Linked DNA regions of Homo sapiens: all the other regions are linked to region 4. The links are chromatin contacts, found by Hi-C or POLR2A ChIA-PET in ENCODE. All regions are on one chromosome and are shown on one strand. Each heading gives the region's core, a stretch centred on a gene start or an enhancer-like site at or near the end of the contact. The rest is flanking DNA. Distances are from core to core; before and after follow the strand shown.

The links. A loop is a pair of places that touch in the nucleus more often than their neighbours do. ChIA-PET counts read pairs that join two places held with the same protein, here RNA polymerase II (POLR2A). Pooled maps may share reads with other maps.
Region 1: a loop to region 4 is called in a pooled map, with 3 times the contacts of the local background. The contact joins two enhancer-like sites. A Hi-C loop is called at or near these places in 1 of 168 maps with a recorded cell type or tissue (PC-3), 1 of 37 single-sample maps with no recorded cell type and 7 of 50 pooled maps. POLR2A ChIA-PET finds 5 or more read pairs at or near these places in 1 of 52 experiments (MCF 10A).
Region 2: a pooled map shows a loop between it and region 4 (2.9-fold over the local background). The contact joins two enhancer-like sites. A Hi-C loop is called at or near these places in 7 of 168 maps with a recorded cell type or tissue (K562, Right ventricle myocardium inferior, aorta and 4 more) and 17 of 50 pooled maps. POLR2A ChIA-PET finds 5 or more read pairs at or near these places in 2 of 52 experiments (activated CD4-positive, alpha-beta T cell and activated naive CD4-positive, alpha-beta T cell).
Region 3: a map of PC-3 shows a loop between it and region 4 (5-fold over the local background). The contact joins two enhancer-like sites. A Hi-C loop is called at or near these places in 1 of 168 maps with a recorded cell type or tissue (PC-3). POLR2A ChIA-PET finds 5 or more read pairs at or near these places in 3 of 52 experiments (H1, OCI-LY7 and WTC11).

Annotation. Positions count from the first base shown.
Region 1 is chr10:50,509,921-50,513,540 of GRCh38, reverse strand. All of the region lies in intron 3 of SGMS1 (sphingomyelin synthase 1), which reads left to right. Among named protein-coding and RNA genes, the nearest start is that of SGMS1, 110 kb to the left of the region's middle. RefSeq lists an enhancer at 2,017-2,116 and a silencer at 2,298-2,592. Within about 2 kb of position 1,865, at least 5 of the 41 ENCODE cell types and tissues checked have a DNase peak (open chromatin) inside an H3K27ac peak, as active enhancers do; they include PC-3, where a contact is called at or near this core.
Region 2 is chr10:50,537,110-50,540,675 of GRCh38, reverse strand. The region is part of intron 2 of SGMS1 (sphingomyelin synthase 1); the gene reads left to right. Among named protein-coding and RNA genes, the nearest start is that of SGMS1, 85 kb to the left of the region's middle. RefSeq lists an enhancer at 1,631-1,840 and a silencer at 1,833-2,127. Within about 2 kb of position 1,460, at least 5 of the 41 ENCODE cell types and tissues checked have a DNase peak (open chromatin) inside an H3K27ac peak, as active enhancers do.
Region 3 is chr10:50,469,542-50,472,747 of GRCh38, reverse strand. All of the region lies in intron 3 of SGMS1 (sphingomyelin synthase 1), which reads left to right. Among named protein-coding and RNA genes, the nearest start is that of SGMS1, 150 kb to the left of the region's middle. Within about 2 kb of position 1,816, at least 6 of the 41 ENCODE cell types and tissues checked have a DNase peak (open chromatin) inside an H3K27ac peak, as active enhancers do; they include PC-3, where a contact is called at or near this core.
Region 4 is chr10:50,323,996-50,327,593 of GRCh38, reverse strand. SGMS1 (sphingomyelin synthase 1) reads left to right here. Exons shown (of 11, transcript NM_147156.4): 8 at 272-389. Among named protein-coding and RNA genes, the nearest start is that of ASAH2, 74 kb to the right of the region's middle. Within about 2 kb of position 2,038, at least 16 of the 41 ENCODE cell types and tissues checked have a DNase peak (open chromatin) inside an H3K27ac peak, as active enhancers do; they include PC-3, where a contact is called at or near this core.

The DNA.
Region 1 (3,620 bases), core at 616-3,115, 190 kb before region 4:
GAAGTCTTTGTGTCATTCACACCTGGGAGTGTCCATTTCCTAGCTAAACTGGTTGGGAAGGGCAGTTTTGGCTTGGGATGGGGGTGGAGAGGAAGTGTTGAAGGTAGTTTTGAAGCCTCAAAGACTCCTAGGGGGAAGGGGCACTTGTTTGGGAGCTACAACTGGTCCTTGGGGTGGCCAGAGGGCTGCACCAGTGTCTGGTGACCTTTCCAAACTGGAGCTGAAAGGGGCACTTCTACCTACTTCGCTGTTTTTCCCAGGGACCATTGAAAACCATCTTGCGGTTGCCAGTTTCTGTTTTACTTTGTGGTTCACTGTGTTACCAGGAAGCAAGGTTCTTCTTGGTTGAAACCTTAGTGAGGACAGAGAGAGTATAAGCAATTGGTGTAACTGAAACTTGAGTGACTGGGGACCTACTGGTACTTAACACCTTGCATCCAAGAAGCTCAGTGTTTTTGGAAAATAGCATTGTAATGGTAGCATTTGTTACCCACATGAGGCATACTACAAAAATTACAAGTGAAACTTGTGGAAGGATGTCCCTACTTCATTTTGTGGTGTATTTCAGCCCTCTATCTGGGAGCTCTCAGGGCTAGCTGTCTTCAAGACTTGTAGTGGGTAAGTGTGGCTGGCTGCAGGGTCCCCCATCTCCTTTCCATAGTCCATGTGTTACCCCGGGTACTGCAAGGTGGCAAAGGCCAAGGTGCTGGTTAAGAGGAAGTCCTGCTGAAAAACCAGTGGTTTTGGAAATATGAGCTGGAATAATTTTCTGATAGTTTTAAATTTATGTTGTAAAACAGTGTTTGATTTGGGAGTTCTTGCGTTTACTAATCACTAAACCATTTCTACATGTGGAAGCTCAATTAATGCAGGGCCAAGAACAGTGTCTTTTTTTCCCATAAACTCTTGGGCAGCCTGCGAACTTCCTCATAGCTGGATCAGAAGGCATTGCAGGATAGGACCCAGCCCTCATGGACTGGCAAACCCAGGTCATTGCCTTGTGCACAGAGGGACTCCAGAGGGTTTTGGAACTGGTATGTGAGTTGACGTCCTTGATCTCATTTCTTATTAATTTCCTAGCTGACTTCCATAGCAGCTGTTGCAAATACTTGCTTCTTTTTGAGCTCCTGGTCTCCCATAGCCCTGCTCTTGGCAAATGTCCATATAAACAAAGTCATGAAGACAGAGAGAGAGCCCTTTCTCTCTCTCCTTTCTGCTTCAGGGTATGTCTGGTTTTTTTTCTCTGACAGGTGCTAGCTTGGTTCTGAGTGCTATCATGTATGGAGAAGTCTTGTTTCCTACTCCCTCACACCATCTCCTTCTGTCCTGCGTCTGCCCTCTCTCAGGTGCCCAAGTACCCTGTTGCCATATTCAGCTACTCTGTGGTATGCTTCTTGAACCGGATAGCCTTCCCCATGCCTTTGATTGGTATCTTTCCTATTATGACCCATCTGTTTCACAATCCACTCCCTCAAAGCCCTACTATGGACATTGTAATCTGAAATCATACCTTGTATGTGAACATTCACTGAATGTTTATTGACATCTACTGTGTGCGTGGGAGCTGAGGGTACAGATGCCAGGAGATACGGAGATGAGTCAGACTTCTGAGATTATTAGTATAGAATGGAGAGAGAGACATGGGACAAATAGCATTAGAGATTAATGACAAAATTATGTACAGGTTAGAAGGGAAGAGGGGCAGTTTACCTTGAAGAATTTTATAAGTGTGGATCCCTCAGACAAGAGGAGAGGGTCATGCCAGAGCCAAAAGCCAGTGATGGATTACTGTGTCCCCACTTTCTGATAAGATTTCATTGTGACTCATCTAGAGCAGAGGGAGACCTCTGTAACTACAAGATCTCTAGTAGTAGCGTTTGGCTCACTGTGGCAGGTGGTTGCAAAGAACCTTTTAAGGCAGAAATAGGCCTATGGGTGTCCTAAGGTAACATCACATGGATAATTGCCAACTCTGTATATCTTTTGGGCTGGACTCTGACTTAAGGAGAAGTTAAGAAGTCTTCAGTGAATTTCTTAAGCCCTGAGCATCTTTGTATTCTGCTTTAAGAACTTGTTGGTTTCTGTGTTTCATACTCAATGGCTCTGGCACTTGGATGACCTGGTCCCACAGAAGGCCTTGAATACTGAGTCTGAGGATGGGGCTTGCTTACAAGGACCTTCCTCACTGTCTTAACCAGATTGTGTTTTAACCTTTCATCTCACTTTTTACTTTTCATTCATGGATAGTGTCTGTCACTGTGTGTGTGTGTGTGTGTGTGTGTGTGTGTGTGTATGAATGAGTGAATGAATATTTCTCACACTCTAAATTCTTTTAAAGGCAGGAAGTACTGTTCTCTTGTTTGCTATTTTATCCACTCTGCCTCTACTGGGTCTGGCATATAATAAACAAAGAGTGAACAGGACAAACACCCATTCTGAAAAGTGAACTTCTCTGGCAATTGTGGTTTGTACATACCAGCTGGAGCATAGACAATTGGCTTTTTAATGTGGTAAGGGAAAAGGTCAAAAGAAAGTCCTCATCATTTACCAAAGTGCTTCCAGCAGATGATGTTTATAATCCCAAAAGGGTCTTTTCAATACATAATGTGCTTTGATGGAACAGATTTATATCCCGATTGTGGAAATTGTTATATAAATCTATATATGAGATAAAGTTTTATAGAATTGTATGTAAAAAAACCCAAACAAACAACAAAGAACATGTAAAAACTAGTGAAATCTGAACGTGGGCTGTAGTTTATTAATAGTAATAGTATTGTACCCAGTGTCAAGTTTGTGCTTTGATAATTGTATAGTTATTACGTAAGATATGGGGAGAAGCTGGGTGAAGGATACACAGGAACATTCTACAATGTTTGTATCTTCTATGTGAGTCTAGAGTTATTTCAAAATCAAAAGTAAAAAAAAAACACAGAGATACCACTACACATCTATTAAAATAAGTAAGAAGCAAACAAACAAAACAAAAACAGATAATACCAAGTACTGACAAAGATACAGAGCAACTAGAACTCTCCTACATTGCTGGTGAGAGTCTGAGAAGATATAGCCACTTTGGAAAATAGGTGGTGTTTACAAAGTTAAACATATACCATATAAGCGAGTAGTTTCACTCTTAAGTATTTATCCAAGAGAATTGAAAACCTCTATTCACACAAAAACCTGTAGGCTAATACTTCTAACAGCTTTATTCATAACTGCTAAAACTGGAAAAAATGTAATTGTCCTTCAACTAGTGAATGGATAAACAAACTGGTATGCCTATTAATGGAATACTGTTCATCAATAAGAAAGAACAACACAACTATTTGGCTGAATCTCAAACGCATTATGTTATGTGAAAGGAGCCAAACTCAAAAGAATCCATACTTTATGATTCAATTTAAATGACATTCTGGAAAAGGCAAGAGTATAGGGTTAGAAAATAGATCATGACTGCCAGGAGCATGTGATGGGGGAGAAGATTGACTACAAAGGGCATAGGGAAATTTTTGAGATAAATGAAATGTTCTATATCTTGATTGTGGTGGTGATTACATGACTGTGTGTGTTTGTCAAAACTCATTGAACTGTACACTTAAAAGATTGGATTACTGCAT
Region 2 (3,566 bases), core at 211-2,710, 210 kb before region 4:
CATGGTGGCTTAGTTTTGGTTTCTCTGAGATAGCATTCACTTCCACTTTCCTCTCTCTTTTTTCAAATTGTTGACTTTAATTATTTCTTTAGTTCCCCCTTAAATCTCATTTTGTCAGAGAAAGCCTTAGGTTAGAAACCACCTTATTGCATGACATTGACCCCCTTGATAGCAGTCTGTTGGTATATGTCTAGTGGCTGGCATATAGTGGATGCTTATTCATATTTGTTGAGTGAAAGAATGAGAGTAGTGGTAATTGTGAGTATTTTAAGTGCTGCTAAATACTCTGAGAGTTGGCATATCTAGCATGAGGTGTGGCACAGATGCCACCATTTTTTTTTACCTGCCAGACGAGCCAGTCTATTTATTACTAATTTATCACCACATCCTTCCCCTGGGCTGGCTTTCTTAGTACTCTACTGGTCTGTGTGAATTGGCATGTGGCATGAAACCTATTTGACATTTCTAATCTAGCAGAAAATGTCATCACCTTCTGGATGTTTAGGTCCTTGTATTGACCTTTAAACATGTTGCATAAACTTTTCATGCCTTAATTTTCATGCCAGTCTAATACAGGTCATCAGATTGTAAGATAAGATAATTCTTTCATGAAGATTAAGTAAGAAATACTGAAAAATTAGTAGAGCATATTCAAATATAAGGTTGTATAATTACATTCAGTATGCTTTGACATAAATAATCATTTTCTGTTTAGCCACTCTCTTATGCAGACTAAAATGTAAATTTTATATACACATAAATTAAACTTTCAGTTGCATAGGCTTATCATGTCTATATATGAGCCTTACAGCAGGGACTCTAATTTTCTTTCATAATTAAGTTGATTTCTTGTTTCCATTGGACTTTTACTTAATGTTTATTTTGCTAGTGAAAGATCCATTTCAAGGAGATAGAATATAAAACATCAAGAAGAAGATGCTCATTTTAAATTCAGTTTACTATCATTCTGTGGCAGTGTTTCACAAAGCATACCCATGGATCACCTGTATCAGAAACATGTGGGGATGGTTAATTTGCAGGTTCATGCCCCCACAACTTACTGAATCAGAATTTGAGAGGCCCAGAAAACTGCATTTTAAAGTGATCACTTTGTACTTTAAATAAGCTCCATAAGTTTGAGAATCAGGTCCCATATAATACTTAGTGTATACTGTGTCATTAATAAATTTCGAACAGGATCCATAAAAGATGGCTCATTCACCGACCTTTTCAGTCTCACCTGAGCATATAGATGTTATCAGAAAACATATCAATGCCAACACTATACAATAAAAGGTGATGATATTGATTGTGACTAAGGTTGAAAACAGTCTATGACCTTATTCAACTGGAGCACAGAGGATCAACAAGGGGCATTGTTCCTAGATGGCTAAAACACACTGGCCTTCCGGGAACAATGGCCCTTTGACCACAGCTGACACAGGCGGGAAGGAACTAGACAGGGGTCAGATCTCCTCAGTCCAGCAGTGAATGGGTGGGGCCTATGGTTGAGTCCTCTGGAGAAGCCCGGCAGGGGAAGGCCAGCAGTGCCCTTCATGCTCACCAGGGCTGTCACTGTTCTGCCCTCCCTGGATGCCCACATGGCAAGAACGCTTGCCCTGAGCAGGAGGACAGGAACAATACCTGTGTTTTAAAAGTTGGCATTGCCAAGTGTGTAGGATGTGCTGCTCACCGAGTTCGGTGGTTTCCTTGTATTAGTTCATGTAATCAGCTTAAGTAGGGGAAATCCAGGGTGTTGATGAGAAGGCATTTCATGGCAGACTTTAACCCTGGACTGGATTCTGGGGAAGGTTACAAGTCTCCATCTCCTGTTCTTATCAAAACTTGCTCTACTCTTTTGGATCGCCTTTGACCACTTAATGATACTTACAGCTTTTATCTCACAGTTCCACCTCCAGATCAGTATTGTTTTCTGTCATTTCCTGAATGTGAATTCCATCCCACTAAGTAGACACAGAAGTTGTCAGTGGGGAATGGTGTCATCCCTCTCCTCTGGTGTTTTGAAATGTGTGGGAACATTTTCAGTGGTCATGATGATGAGGGGTGTGTATATCAGGATTTAATGTCCTGAGGGTGTGGGATGCTAAATACCTTTCAGTAGTTGGGAGTGGGAGGGTCCCACTTAATGAAGGATTGTCCTGTCCAGAATGCTGAAGGCACCCCTGATAAGCTATCTCTTTTTTTTTTTTTTTTTTTTGAGATGGAGTCTCACTCAGTAGCCCAGGCTGTAGTACAGTGGCATGATCTTGGCTCACTGCAAGCTCCGCCTCCCGGGTTCATGCCATTGTCCTGCCTCAGCCTCCTGAGTAGCTGGGACTACAGGCACCCACCACCACGCCCGGCTAATTTTTTTGTATTTTTAGTAGAGACGGGGTTTCACCATGTTAGCCATGATGGTCTCGATCTCCTGAGCTCATGATCTGCCTGCCTCGGCCTCCCAAAGTGCTGGGATTACAGGTGTGAGCCCACCCACCCACCCCTGATAAGCTCTTTGGTTTTATCTGCATCTTATCCAGCACCTTATTATTATTTGTTTAATCTCTGTATTTCCAGAGCAGGATCTCACTCTGTTGCCCAGGCTGGAGTGCCGTGGCATAATCATAGCTCACTGTAACTTTGAATAGCTGGGCTCAAGCAAGCCTCCTGCCCCAGCCTCCTGAGTAGCAGTGCCTTCTTGAGAACTGACCAAACATTTAATATGTAATGGGATTCATATGGCTTAATAGATGCAGTTTGAGCTTAGTTACTTGTAGGGTAAATAAGCAAATGGTTGAAGCCATCTTCTTGGATGGCTTTTGTGCTCTCACAGTGAAGGTGTCACTCTTCTTGAATTCTGCTTTGTAACCTCATTCTTCCTGACGGTACAATGTAGACAAGCTCTATGACCTAGGGAATAATCCTAAGCAGCTACTGTTCCACTCAGGCAACATTCCTATTTCAAAAACTACCAGCATGTAGTCCCACTGAAACCTTGGTTTCACAAAAAGAAACAGGATGGGGAACATCACACACCGGGGCCTGTTGTGGAATGGGGGCGGGCAGGGGGTGGCGGGGAGGGATAGCATTAAGAGATATACCTAATGTAAATGACGAGTTAATGGGTGCAGCACACCAACATGGCACATGTATACATATGTAACAAACCTGCACGTTGTGCACATGTACCCTAGAACTTAAAGTATAATAAAATATATATATATCTATATATATATATAAAGAAAAAAAAGAAAAGAAACAGGATGATGCTAAGTAAATTAAGTGTTAGCATCATGAAATGGGGTAGAGGGCTGAGTACCCCAACATTTTATCTCTGACACCATCCCAGGTGAGTAGTCTTAGCAGTAGGAGGGTTTGAGATTTGGAGGTACAGGCTCCATACTCCAAACTTTCTGGAGAAAAGGTTACTTTGTCCGTTGATCAGAAAGCTACTGTGTGGAAAAAACAAAGGTTTGAACTAAGGATCAAACAAGATCAGTAGAGGGTCCTGGGATATGCATTGATATGTATCAGTCATTCAGTTAGACATGTTAGAGATGCAGACTGGG
Region 3 (3,206 bases), core at 567-3,066, 150 kb before region 4:
GAGATTTGTCAGAAAACCGAAAATAGAATTAGCATACAGTTCAGTAATCTCACTTCTAAAAATGTATCCAAAGAAATTTGATCTGAATGTAGAAGAGATATGTGCACTCCCATGTTTATTGTGTCCTTATTCACAATAGCTCAGATATGGAAACAACCTAGGAGTCCATTATCAGATGAATGGATAAAGAAAATATGGCATATACACACTATGCAATACTATTCACCCTTTAAAAAGTAGGGGCAGGATAGAGATAATTCTGTCATTTGCAACAACATGGATGAACCTGGAGGACATTATGTTACTGCATGATCTCACATATATGTAGATTCTTGAAAAGTCAAACTCATAGAAGTAGAGGGTAGAATGGTGGTTACCAGAGGCTGGGATGTTTAAAGGGGAGAAGGGGATGGAGAGATAAATTGGAGGAATAAGTTCAAGAAATCTACTGTAAGGAATGATGACTGTAATATTAATAAATAATGCATCATAGATTTCAAAATTGCTATAAGAATAGGTTTTACATGTTTTCACTATAAAAAATAAGTATGTGAGGTGATAGATGTGTTAGCCTGATTTAATCTTTCCACATTGTAAACATATATCAAAATACATCACATTATACTCCATAAATATATACAATTATCTGTCAAATAAAAAGAAAATTAAAAAAGAAAATAATGAATAAATATAGAAAGTAAAGGTGGTCTTGACAATAACTGAGAAGAATGATTTGATTTAATTGGTAACACAAATATAATATGATTTTACTGGGTGCGAACCAATGTCTGTCTTATGTACTGAGAACTCATTAAGCACAGAGATAATGTGGCTCTTGCCCGCGAAGAAGCTAGGATTAAATAATGTAGAAGATTATTTTGGTATATCTGTGGGTAAGGATTTAAAAACAAACAAAACTGCTCTCATTTTGTTTGGTTTTAGTAATGCTCTACTGGAGGCAGGGCATTACTGATGTGGCCCTTGATAACAAGTCCTGTGATGTTAGGAAATTATTTCTTCAATTTGTGAATTTCTCAGTGAGAGTTCTAGGAACCTCAGATACTGCTGGGCAACCTGCAAAGGCTAAAACAGGGATTGAGATTTGTATTTGGGGAGGGAGGCATAATTTGAAGATTTAATTTGAATAAAGTCTTTGTGTTTAAAAGATCCTTTTTTATATCTCATACACACTAATTCCACCAGTAAACCAGGAAAAGTGTTTGCGTCTCATAGACTTGTTTCAAAGATTCAAATGAGTTACCTAAAAATTTAGAATTGTGTCTGGCCCCTACCATGGAAGTGGTTGTGTTGGTTGATGTTGTGCTTTAGCTCGGTGTTATGACTCCCTGGTACCACATAGAAATGTAAATACTGATTTACGTGGTTTTTTTCTCCTTGCTAAACTGAGCTCCTTCAGGGAAGCTGCTCTTTCATCTCTATATAATCCCACCTTCATGCTCAATAAATGTTTGCCGAATGAAGGGATAAAGTACCTCTTCTTTTCTGCAGCATTAAGCAAAGGCACTTGGTCACTCTTTCTGGGAAGGTGAGAGGAGATGTTGTTTGTTTTGAGGTCATGCTTAAAACTGGTTTAGTTTCCAGTCTTTTACCAGTTTTGCTTTGTTCCCATGAACCTATCTCACCATTGCCTGGAGCATAGTTGCTTTCACTCTTTATCATCTTTTTTTAGTAACTACTTCCTTAAGGGCATGTGGTATATTTCTTGGGAATTTTTATGCCTCATTAAATCCCTGATTCAGCTCCCACATTTTTAGTAGATTGCAATGTGTAAGTCTGTTCTTTCCTTCTAGGTGAACCTGTTATTCTAAACTCCTCTATGCAAATGCGTTTTACAGGAAAAGGGAAACCGGTTTGAGAGGCCAGTTTGGAAGTTGCTGAACTCCCAGGGTAGTTAATGGATGGTCTTTTTTATTTTTTGTTTTCTCTTACATCTCAGCCAGCAGTTTTGAGAGAGGAGCTCTGTAACTTGCCCAAGACAATCATGCTTGGCTGTAAATTGAGGCAAAATTTGAGGAAGGGCTTTACCCTTTGCATTACTCTTTTAATCTAGAAAAGGTAAGAATATAGTGTAGTGAAGGGAAGATTAAGTCTTTCCTTAAGTGTAGTGGAAAGTCCTCCCTTGTGAAGAGAGCTACCAGTGATACCAGCTGCTGGCAGGAAGAAGCTTTGAGGGTGACTGCAGCAAGAGACTTGCAACCTTCAGTCACCAAAGCTAGAGACCATGCCTGGGGCTTTTTGACAGCAGCAGGATCCTGTGTGAGAGAGAGTAAAGGTTCTCCTCCAAGCAGAAGAAAGGAAGAAAAGGTTCAGTTAAACTCTGTTTATTGAAAGTTAGATATTAAAGGAAGAAAACACTAACATTGTATAAAGGAAGAAAACACAAACTTTCTACTTTAGATTTTGTATTCTCTTAAGCCAGGCTCTAATTTGCAAAACATGCTGTTTACAAGTAAGAATGAGAAAGTTTTCAGTACTTTTTACTACTCTAATAAAATGCAGTTTTAATGGAGTGCTCTTCCTGGTCTCTCTATATTATTTATTTCTTATTACACACCATCTTTCCCCTGAGAATTGACTACTGAACTCTAATAATAGGGTGTGGGACAGGGCTGCCAAAAACGAAGCATGCCTGCTGCAATTTCCACATCGTGTGTCCATAGCAGACAATGGCAGTTGATTTGGGCACTGTCTTTCGGTGTTGCTTCAGGAAACCACTGCCTGTTGATCAATCAGATTGGCCCCAGAATGAAACCACTGCCCCCCACAATCTAAGAGGAAGTAATAAGTTTTAAAAGGGTTGGCCCTATAAATGTAAACTTGTAAAGTGGGAGCTTGCCAATGCCTTGCAGAATTTTGTGAACTTTAATCTTTTCTTTCCACAACCTTGGTTCATATGCCCATTCCTTTTTACCCTCTGAACCTTCTCTTACTCCAGTGTGTTTTCCTTGAGAGGAAGTCACCAGTAGTAAACACATAGGAGTTCGAGTATTGCTATACCAGAATTATTGAATAGGGGAAGAGTACCTTATTCTGTACCACACTCCCCCCACCACCAGTATTCTGAATGTCATTAGGTTAATGTCTACAAAGACTCATGCCGTACTTTGCTCCATCCTAAATTGAAAGTTTAGAGCCACAGCCTTTTAAGTATAATTTGGGTAATTTTTTTCCTTAGATGATTTGCT
Region 4 (3,598 bases), core at 789-3,288:
CTCAAGTTTAAGGCCTCATGAAGCCTAATTAATAGCAATATAAACCAGTTTAAGCACTTTTGGCCAGTTAATATATTTTTTAAAAAGCACCACACAACGTTATTCTCAAAATCTTTGTCTTAATCTGGTATTAGCCATAGTTACAACATTCTGGTTTCAAGTTCTCAAGTAGTTTTTGGGGTTTGTTTTTATTGAGTCATTGAAAAATTACAGTAAATGAACCTACAGAATTTCTTGACTGAGAATCTGCCCTGTTTTTCCCTTTTTCTAGGTCTATTATTAGCAGAAGATTTTTCTGCATAGTTGGCACGCTGTACCTGTATCGGTGTATTACAATGTATGTAACTACACTCCCAGTACCTGGTATGCATTTCAACTGTTCTCCGAAGGTAAACTATTCCTCGCTGTAATTTCGCTTTCTGTTTGTTTCTTGTCTTGCCCTGGGGTCCTTTGAGTGAGGTTGCAGGAAAACGTTTCTTCAGAATACAGTGGAGTCACTCCTCTATCTGAGAATGTTACTAAATGATATGGCCAGGCAGCCCCACCCTTCCCAGAATCTCTAAGCCCTGCCAGTGCCTCCCAACTGGGGAAATGTGTGTTGGAAGCAGTTAAGCTTTGTGTAGTTCTTTGGTTTCCTGCCAAATTGTTAAAATATCATTCATTTCTTTGACACGCATCCAGAAGCTTTTATATGCTTCCTCTCCCTCGGAGGGAGAGCTCGATTTCAAGTGACATTTTTTCCATTTTCCTTCTTTCTATTAATCCCTACAGCAGAGCCAGGAAGAGAAAGTATTCCTATTTCCTTGCAGTCCTCAACCAAGCCAAATAAGATCACTGTTCTCTGGGGTAATATATTGCCTTATTGATTTTCTCTAGTAACAAAGAAGTCTTTTTAAAAATAAACTTTATTCCTCTCTTATTGTCTCTACCTTTCCATCAGATTCAAATGACACTCTTCACCTCCTAACCTTTACCTTGGAAGAATTTTTAACTAGGGTGATCGTTGGAACTCTGTGAAATAATTAGCAGATTTTATTGTTAAAATATTTATGTACATTAAAGCTCTTTAATGAATTTTTAAAAGAGGCTAATTTCTCTCCTTGATTTTTGGTGGGAGAAAATATAGTATACTCTGATGTATTTGAGATCATTTCTTTGCATTATACCTGTGTGGGTGAAACAGCCAAACACTTTCAGTCTCATTGCTTTGTACTTTTGTTCCTCCAGAAGAGATGTTCTCTTTGATAGAATCTTTGGAAAGAGAGCTGAAAAATTCACTCTGGATTTTTAATTTGATCATATGAAATTTTGGATCTCTTTAATTTGTATGTCTCCTGTGGCTCTTTTCTTTGCTAAACTTACATATGTGCCTACAGAGATAGCTCATTTCTTACTTAACTTTTTGCTTTTTTTAATTTTTTAATTTTTTTAATTTTTTTTATTTTTTGCTACACACTACTTCCTTACCTCTGGAAGAGCTGTCATACAAAAGCAATGTTCTCAACATTCCACTCTTCTCTATCAGCCATCCTGCCTCCCTGCACTCTCCTTCTTGCAGTTTCTTTCGCCCTTCCAAAGAAGCCAGCTTCACATCGTTTTTATTGTCTGTAAAAGCTCTCAAGCACTCACCTGTAGCTCCTGGGTTATAGGGAATATCTTGTTGTCATTGAAAATCCAAGGATATGGACTCTTGCTGGGAGCCTGGCTTGATAAGCAGCATGTTCTCAGCAGTAAACTGACAGTTTAGGATATTCACCTAAGTTTAATTCAGCTCCTTAAAAAAGTCTGTGCATTGGGAAATTTTGCTACCAAGGGGTAGGTAGATGTAGGTTCTGGCCAAGCACATGTTGAAGATGGATCCAGTATTGAGGGGCCGTACCATGTAGCCTTTCTCCCTACTCTGGTTCTAAACTTGTTTCTTCTTGAGGACTACTGTAGCTCCGCCAGTTGCTGGCAAGCCCATACTTGGTGAGCCATTGGTTCTTACATAGTCAGCTTGAGTCATCAACATATCTAACCAAAATTCTTTGCCTAAGAATAGCTTGTGGGTTTTCTTCGTAAACACAGAAGTAGCAGCAGGAACTGTTCACAAAAGCCAAACTCAAACGTGTTGCTCATTTATTGTGTTGCCAGAAATCCCAACTAGGGCCCTCATTCTATGAGGATCTTCTGGAAACTAGAATCTTAAACAGTAGGAGGTGAAATATTAGCACACCTTAGAAAAAAATACTAGTTAAAACTCATTAAATCTAATTACTACAAAATCTAATTTTGTAGAATAAGACTCTTGGAAGAAAGGATTTAGAATACACTTTTTTATTCTGAAAACTTTCACATGTATCCCAACTGCTATAAGGAACTCCCATAAACCCAACACTCAGATTCAATAATTATCAAGATTTGCAACATTTGTTTCCTTTCTTTTTTCTTTTTGAAGTATTTAAAACAACTCCCAGGTAACGTCATTTCACCTCCACATACTTTAGTACGCATCTAAAAACTGTGAACATTTTAGTACAAAACCATAATGCTATTGGTGTTCAACAAAATTAATAGTAATTCTGTGATATCAGCAATTACAAGTTGATGCGATATCCTGATTGTCTTAAAATGCTTTTCCTTTTTTTACAGTTGGTTTGTATAAATTAGGGTCCAAAATCTTTATATTACATTTACTTGTTCTGTCTTTTAAGTCTATAATTCTAAAGCAGTCCTTTCTTCCTTTCACCCCTCTACCAGTAGCCTGTAGACATTAGATTAATAGTCCTACAGAATATCCCACTTTCTGGATTTATCCATTTGTTTCTTTGTGGTGTCAAGTGACTTGTGTCGCTCTATGTTTCCTCTGAATAGAAAGTTGGCTCTGCAGACTTAATTAGATTCAATTTTAGCTTGTTAACAGAATATTTGCCAGGTGGAATAGAAAGACTTCTGAAGCTAGGCACAAGAGTTGGGAAAGGCTTCGAAGGCTTGGTGCTGCCTCTTGGATGGCAGATCAAGCTTAAGAAATTCAGTGGTCAGGCAAGGGCTAGAATCCTCCACTGAGAACGAGTATCTGAAGACAGAAAAGGGTGACACTGGAGAGAAGCCTCAGAGGACAGCTTTGCCTACTTTAGAATCATACCTAGGGCTAAGGGAATCAGAAGTGAGAGGAACCTTATTAAAAGTCACTCAGGCCAAAGTTCTATTTGATGTCTGAACATCATCGCCACTGAATCTTCCATCTCTCTCTGAACCATTGTACAGAGAGGGAACTTAATTGCCCCTGTAAAAATACAAACTTACCTAATAGTAAAAAGAACACTAAAGTTAAGGTTAAGACAGTCTTACACAACCACTTACTAGCATTGGGCAAGTCATTTAACTTTTCAGAGCCTCAGTTCCCTCCCTAAATGGCAAAGCAGAGCTAATGATGCTTTTTGAAATCTGTCTTAAGGAGTTATAGGTGTGGAAGGAGACAGTTTCTAGGGGCTCTGTGGGTGTAACGCACTATACAGAAGTAAGAAGAGGACTTAGTATTGTCATCATGCTTCAACCCCTAGACTCTTATTTATCCAGTGAGAACTGATTTAACAAACATACATTAGGGACCTACTGT